3 separate regions of the Mus musculus genome follow, and all the other regions are linked to region 1. A link is a loop called in an ENCODE intact Hi-C map of the cell type or tissue named here. Cell type or tissue: left cerebral cortex. All regions are shown on one strand. Region 1 overlaps Gm33940 (a long non-coding RNA gene). Region 2 overlaps Enkur (enkurin, TRPC channel interacting protein). Region 3 overlaps Arhgap21 (Rho GTPase activating protein 21).

Region 1 (2,500 bases):
CATCAGTCTCACTAAATGGATCACTTAGTCTTTGAGTGCACTTTCTTTAAAGACAAAATTCTTTCCTCAGACATGGAGAATTCTTAGAAGAAGGCAGAGTTAAGAGAAGTCATGTAGTGAGGCTGGAACTACAGTAGCTTGTGTGTGTGATCTTCGAGAAAGGTCTGCTGCCCCAGCCAGTGGATAGAAAGACAAGGGTGGAAATCAAGAGCAAGGGGGATATTTGAGGAACTTAGCTGCATTTACACTCCACTTTCCCAACGGATCCTGGATGTAGAATGCCCAGTCCCAGCAAGAGCCAGGCACATAGGACAACCAGCCAGCCAGCCTTGTATACTTGAGGTAATTTGGGAACGGGGAAGGTGTATTGGGGCAGCTTTGCAGGCAGAGCAGGTCCTGGCCACGAAGAGAAACTCACTGTCAAGCGGCCCCTAAGTTAAATTGGCATTTAGGATGCTGTTTGTGGAAAACCTTGAGGAGTGACCCTCAGATGATGTCTTCACTGGATTTGGTCCTCGAGACTTCTGTACAATTTCACTTCTTTCCTAAGGCGAGAGCTCTTTCATCATTTCCCACCAAGGAGACAGTACCCATGCTTAAGTACTTAACCACTGCAGTACTGTTTGCTAAGGTCTGCGGTCAAAGTAAGAAAACACAGAATTCACGTAGCCAGTGCTGTTCTTTCTGAGTTTTCAAATGTCTGAGGTGGGAGGGGGTGATGGGGCAAGGAGAAGGGCAGCTCGGTGGATGATTTCTTTTCTCTCTCTCTCTCCCTTCCTTTCCCTTCCCATCCCTCCTTCCCTCCCTCCATCCCTCCCTTCTTTCTCTGTATCTCTGTCTGTGTCTCTGTCTCTCTGTCTCTCTCTCCCCATCCCGATTTCAAACCCTCCCTCCTCTCCTCCCAGTCCTATGTTCACAAGCCCCTCCCCCATTTCCCTCCTTCTCCTCAGAGATGGGGATGTCCCCCATGGGTACCTACCAACCCGGACGGATCAAGTCAAAGCTGAACCAAGCAGAAACCTCTTCCACTGAAATCCAACAAGGCCATCCAGTTAGGGAAAAGGAATCCAAAGGCAGCCAGCTCCAACTGTTAGGGGCCCACATGAAAACCAAGCTGCATATCCGTTACAAAAGTGTATGGGGCCTAGGTCCAGCTCCTTCATGCTCTTTGGTTGGAGGTTCAGTTTCTGTGAGCCCCAATGGGCTCAAGTTAGTTGACTCTGTAGGTCTTCTTGTGGTGTCCTCTCTGGCTTCCTCAGTCCCATCCCCAACTCTTCCACAAGATTCCCCAAGCTCGGTCTAGTGTTTGGCTGTGGCTCTCTGGATCTTTCCATCAGCTGCTGGATGAAGCCTCTCAGGAGACAGTTATACTAGGCTCCTGTCTGCAAACATAGCAGGATATCATTAATAGTCTTAGGAAGGAAAGCCAGTGAAACATTCTAAAGCAGTCTTTTGGCTCCCTCTAGTGGAATAGTACAGAATTACTTGCCTGGCATTAAACTCGGTGACAAGGAAAGGTCTGCCTTGTTTGGTAAATAGAGAAGTACTCTTAAATTACCCCGAACCCTCGGCTGTATGACAAGGATGGAGGACTTGGCTAAGGACTTTAGCTAAACTCGTTAGACCGAATTTAAGTGACAAAATGACTAAGCTCTCTGCTAAAAAGGATGTGACATTTTGGCAATAACCCTGCTAGCTTTGAAAACTAGCTCTTTCTACCCTACCATCCCCATGCCTTAGCATTCTATAAAAACCCGCACTTAGTAAAATTCTCAGTAACCCCAATCCCACACTGAAGAGTTGTGACGGTGAAATACGCCCTCTATCGGTTTAGATACTGTCCCTCCGGTGAGCCTTCTCTTTGTTTAGAAGCCCCAAACAGAATGCATGTCTACACAGAGGATGTTTTTCCACATTTTACTGTTGGGAACTCTTCCACCCTCGACAAGATATTAGTTACAAATTCACAACAGTTTGTTAATAGCAACAATTAGGATGACGAACATTTTAACCCCTTCTCCCTTCGCATGTGGATCCAAGGAGCCCGCCGCCTGGAGGTCAGAGCCGGCACTGCAGGATTTCCTACGCGGGAGTCTTTCCCTTCACCTGTGTCAGCTGACTCTTTCCTAGCCACTGTGCTTCAACACCCTCTTTGCTCTTTACAATTCTGCACCATTAATAAGATGAAACTATATGGTTCCCTGAGTTCATTCCTCGTTGTGATGGCAGTCACACATCGCAGGAGAAGTGACATTAGTCTGGGAATGCATCTTGCTGCCTCAGACTTCTGCTTCTGGTTGTGGAGGTGGGAGGCTGGGGTGGGGTTGGCGCTTCACAGAGAAGCTACTCCCTCCTTCCCGCTCTTCTCTTTCTCTCTTCTCTTCTTCTCCACCCTCCACCCCTTCTTTCTTAGACCAGGCTGCTGACCTCAAACCCGCCTCCTGAGAACTGGGACTACACAGCGATGGTGTAAGGTCCTGTACCACTGTACCCAGCTTTT
Region 2 (2,500 bases), 1.8 Mb before region 1:
ACCCAGGTTATTGCGTGAATGGATATTAGGTTTCACATATGGTTCCTCTATTTTGAATAAATGGGCCATTTGACATATCGTTGTTGTAGTTTAATGGAAGAGGTCTATCTGAAGTGTGAGGCATCAAGAGATGAGCAGGGCGTGACACTGTCATTTACACAGAGCAGTTACTAAGCACCTGCTTGTCCTCTTCTGCCACCACGCTGACCCTTAAAGAAGTGGCATAATGATTCTTTTTACATATATTTTGAAAGCTTTCTATAAGACAGTATCCAATGACTTCATAAAACAAGAGAATTCATTTGGGGAGATACCTCAGTAGTAACGAGCTTGTCTGATGATTGTGGCACATAAAACATGGAATGTGGTAGTACATGTTTTGTTTGTGCATAGGGCCCCTATGTGAACATGGAAGGCATTGATTGACAGGAAAGTCCCTGGAAGCTCATGGGCCAATTAGTCTGGCATATAGAGGAGACCCTATCTCAAATAAGGTAGGTAAGGACCAATACCTGCCATTGTCCTCTGACCTCTCCCCAGGCATCATAGCACCCACATACCCTTAATTATAAATACTACACACACAAACACACACAAACACGCACACACACATAACATAAAAAGCAAACTTTATCTTATTAGTAGCTGTTGAAAATGGGCCATATGCAATTATGATACTTAACATTTAAAGGATGAAATCATAAGCACAAATAAAGATTTATTAAATGTCCATTCTCTACACAATATTAGCCTGAGCCATGAAGATACCGCAAATGGTATGAGATCCAAGTTTTGCTACAGAAAGTGCTTTAATTGGATTAGTGAGACACGATCTCTAAAATGCACCAGATAGACAGGAATTGTGAGTGTGTGTGTGTGTGTGTGTGTGTTGTAGGTGTGTGGATCTCAAGCTTAAGAAAAGCCCAAGGTAGTTGTCAGCACCGAAAGATCTTGCTGTTGCGTGGAGCTGCAGAGTAAGAAGCACCTAGACAGCAGGGGGAGCTCTAGAGCTAGGGCTTCTCTCTGGAGGCGACATGATGGAGTTTTGAAAATATACAGGGAGGGGGTAGTCACGGCAGGCAGGAAATGCAGAATTATAGATCATTTGGTGGAGGAAAAGGCTCGTAGCCCATTATTTTTCAATTATTACTTGTCTTCAGGAAGCGCATCCCTCTGCAAAGGCCAGATCATCATGCCTGCAGGACTGCATGAGGGTGGAAAACAGGAACAGGAAGGCCTTCCTCAGAGTGCAAAGGCTCCTGTGCCTTTTGGCCATAGTGGAGAAACATTCTTTGCCTTCCTCTTCAGGTCACCCCAGGACTTCCATTTGATGCTTCACTGGCAACATAGTAAACCCTTCATGGAATGCCTTACTTTCCAGCCAGTGCATAGCTACCCGGTTATAAGGCTAATGGTGGCCCTACTGACGAGCCTTGCTTCCCACTCAACTCAGAACTGCAGAGTTCTATGGTACAATGGTTGCACATGTGCCCTGAGCTCCTTCTTCACACAAGTAACAGTCCCTTTGCACCTGATTCCAAACACCTCACTCTATAGATGAGGAGATTAAATGCAAATATAATAAGCAGTTCACCTGTGTGTTTATCCCTTCCTTAATATGTGGACATCTATGTGTTTATTGTCAAGAGCCTAACACACAAAATAAGCACAGTCCTTACTCTAGTGAACTGGTACACTTGCCTTTGGCCACATATCATTAAGTTGGTGAGTCAGGACTAAAGTCACACCTAACAAACCCTGGGCTGCTGTTTTTCCTACTACAGGCAAGTTGGGTAAAAGGGAAGTTGTATGAGTTCTGGGCTCCAGTGGAGAAACAGAACACGGACTCAGCTGGGGTTCTGAGGGGAGTTTTGGAAGGAATGGTAAAGAGAAGTGAAGTTCATTGAAGGGAACCAGCAAGGCCCTGAGACCTCCAAGACCAGGGAGAGGGAAATACAGCAACATTTATAGACATAAGGACTGCTGTGCGGTGGGGGGAAAAGGACCGTCAGTGTTCTCAGTACATAATGAGCTGGAAAGACCTCACAGTACAGGACACCTGAAAGTGTGTTCAGGAATGTAGATGCAAGAGGTAGAGGCACAATCTCTCTTCCCTCCCTCCAGAGCGCCTTCAAACTCAGAGGACAGAAGGACAAAAAGCAGGAAGTCCATTCTAGCTGTGTCACAAGGCAGGGCAGGAAGGTAGAGAGTGTGTGGGAGCCAAGGAGCCAAACACAGAAAGTGAAAGGCAATTTTTATGGGTCATAGCTCACTATTTGAAAATTTACATCACAAATAATATTATTTGAGTACAAAAACAAGAGAAACAAAAATGAAAAAAGTTAAAAAGACAAATTTCTATTGCTCCAATGGATAAAAGACCATTTTTGTAAACAACGACAAAAAAGGGTTTAAAAACAACAAAGGGGTTGCGTCAACATGATACAAAATTATATTGAGTTTCCATCCTTAGTTGTTGACTTTGATCCTGACAGTATTG
Region 3 (2,500 bases), 1.4 Mb before region 1:
AGCAGATGTCCACAGTTAGAAAATTGAGTTCAGCCATACAGTCCTAATCTCATGTCTGAATATTACACTATGTCAGAATGGTGTTCACCTAATTTTCCCTTTTGGGTGTTTGAGACAGGGTCTCACTGTGGAGTTGGGGCAGCCTTGGAGCTTGTCCTCTTCCTGGCAGCCTACCCGGCACTGTGACTATAGGTGTATACCATCACACCTGGCAGAACTCTTCTACTTGTACATATAAAGGAAGTGGGAATATTTGAGCATTGTGGATGTGGAGAAAACCAACAGGAAAATTAGTAAGAATTGGGAAGCCTCAGTACCTTTACACATGAGAGAGATGTGTCTATCACGATGCGGCAAGAAATGGGAACTGTAATTAAGGTGACCCTGATATAAGTTCAAAGGGGACTTTTAAAACACATACGGTGTTGTGGTTGCATCTAGGACCGTTAGTAGACTTTAGTTCTTTACTACCTGGGGACAAGCCAGCCCTGGACAGTGTTCATGGCCTCATCTTTCTGCATGTTTCCTAGGGCTCCTGGGGATCCGGGAAGGATCAGTATAGCAGGGAACTGCTTGTATCCTCCATCTTCGCAGCTGCCAGTCGCAAGAGGAAAAAGCCGAAAGAGAAAGCCCAGCCCAGCAGCTCTGAGGATGAGCTGGACAGTGTGTTCTTTAAGAAGGAGAATACGGAACAGAGTCACAGTGAGATTAAAGAAGAGTCCAAAAGAGAAAGCGAGACATCAGGTAGCAAGCAGAGGGTCGTCGTTGCCAAAGAAAGTAACACTAAGAAAGACTCGGGTACAACGAAGGAGGAGAAGAAGATACCGTGGGAAGAACCATCCCCACCACACAGCTCCAAACGCAACAGGTCACCAACCCTCAGCTGTCGCCTGGCCATGCTGAAAGAGGGCCCCAGATCACTTCTGACACAGAAGCCCCACTGTGAAGAGACAGGGTCTGACTCAGGCACTCTGCTTAGCACGTCTTCCCAGGCTTCGCTCTTGAGGTCCTCCACTAAAAAATCCACCAGTCCGGAAACCAAGCACAGTGAGTTTTTGTCCATTGCTGGTACCACCACCTCGGATTATTCTACCACATCATCCACTACCTACTTGACCAGCCTGGACTCCAGCCGCCTGAGCCCTGAGGTGCAGTCAGTGGCCGAGAGCAAGGGGGATGAGGCTGATGACGAGAGGAGCGAGCTGGTGAGTGAAGGACGGCCAGTGGAGACCGACAGTGAGAGTGAGTTCCCCGTGTTTCCCACCACCCTGACTTCAGACCGGCTGTTCCGAGGAAAATTCCAGGAGGTTGCCAGGGTGAGCCGCAGGAACTCCGAAGGCAGTGAGGCCAGCTGCACCGAGGGAAGCCTCACACCGAGTTTAGACAGCCGCAGGCAGCAGTTCAGCTCCCATAGACTGATCGAATGCGACACACTGTCCAGGAAGAAGTCTGCTCGCTTCAAGTCAGACAGTGGGAGCCCCGGAGACACCAGGACTGAGAAAGAAACTCCTGCCCTGGCCAAGATGTTTGACGTCATGAAGAAAGGCAAGTCGACAGGGAGCCTCCTCACACCCAGCAGAAGTGAATCCGAAAAGCAGGAGGCCACTTGGAAAACAAAAATAGCAGATCGTTTAAAACTGAGACCCAGGGCACCCGCAGACGACATGTTTGGAGTTGGGAATCAAAAACCTACTGCTGAGACAGCGAAAAGGAAAAACATCAAACGCAGACACACGCTTGGAGGCCACAGAGATGCTACTGAGATCAGCGTCCTGAGTTTCTGGAAAGCTCATGAGCAGAGTGCGGACAAAGAGTCTGAACTTTCGGCTGTGAATCGGTTAAAACCCAAATGCTCAGCCCAGGACCTTTCCATCTCAGACTGGCTCGCCAGGGAGCGCGTCCGCACCAGTGCCTCCGACCTTAGCAGAGGCGAAGGCCTCGAGCCCCAGGCTGAGAGCCCCAGCGTGCTGGGAACACCCATCAGCACCCACTCACCACCGTCTCAGCAGCCCGAAGCAAGGGTTGCTGCTACCAGCACCTTGGCTTCAACCAGCCAGTCCCCTCTTTTCACACCACCACAGTCACCTGACCAAATAAACAGAGAAAGCTTCCAGAACATGAGCCAAAATGCTAGTTCTACAGCTAACATCCACCCCCACAAACAGTCTGAAAGTCCAGACACTAAAGCAGAGACTCCTCCCTGACTTTAAGCTGGGTCTAGCCACTCTAGCAAGGAAAAACTACTGTTACACAGTCTAGTAACTGTAAATATTTTTCTTGTACCAGAATTGTTATTATGCAGCCTTGCTTTGGGCTGGATTCACCATTTTGCACTGTGAAATAGCTTTACAGTGCATTACTACAGCCAGAAGAACACACGTATATATTTAAGAGTATATTGGATAGTTGTATACAAATAAGCAAGGTGTTTGTTGCAACTCACTACATAATATATTCCCCAAATTACTGAAGAAAGTCGCTGCCTCCTGCAGCCAAATTG

Evidence for each region. A loop is a pair of places that touch in the nucleus more often than their neighbours do. Peaks named below come from ENCODE experiments on the same cell type or tissue, not always from the same donor. Only the 100,000 strongest peaks of a DNase experiment are listed, where the experiment ranks them.
Region 2: a loop joins it to region 1, with 7 times the contacts of the local background. A loop is called at or near these places in 2 of 42 quality-filtered maps.
Region 3: it touches region 1 in a loop (4-fold over the local background); 2 of 42 quality-filtered maps call a loop at or near these places.

The regions. Positions count from the first base shown.
Region 1 is chr2:19,414,201-19,416,700 of GRCm38, reverse strand. Gm33940 (a long non-coding RNA gene) reads right to left here. Exons shown (of 3, transcript XR_374043.4): 1 at 980-2,500. Among named protein-coding and RNA genes, the nearest start is that of Gm33940, 1.3 kb to the right of the region's middle. In left cerebral cortex, CTCF peaks have their summits at 1,476 (motif pointing left) and 2,049; DNase peaks (open chromatin) are centred at 1,463 and 2,064; H3K4me3 peaks cover 617 bases.
Region 2 is chr2:21,186,270-21,188,769 of GRCm38, reverse strand. The region is part of intron 4 of Enkur (enkurin, TRPC channel interacting protein); the gene reads left to right. Among named protein-coding and RNA genes, the nearest start is that of Enkur, 18 kb to the left of the region's middle. In left cerebral cortex, a CTCF peak has its summit at 998 (motif pointing right); DNase peaks (open chromatin) are centred at 24 and 997.
Region 3 is chr2:20,848,416-20,850,915 of GRCm38, reverse strand. It overlaps Arhgap21 (Rho GTPase activating protein 21), which reads left to right. Exons shown (of 24, transcript NM_001081364.3): 24 at 531-2,500. The coding sequence ends at 2,204. Among named protein-coding and RNA genes, the nearest start is that of Arhgap21, 120 kb to the left of the region's middle. In left cerebral cortex, no CTCF peak of the experiment used is centred here; a DNase peak (open chromatin) is centred at 1,530.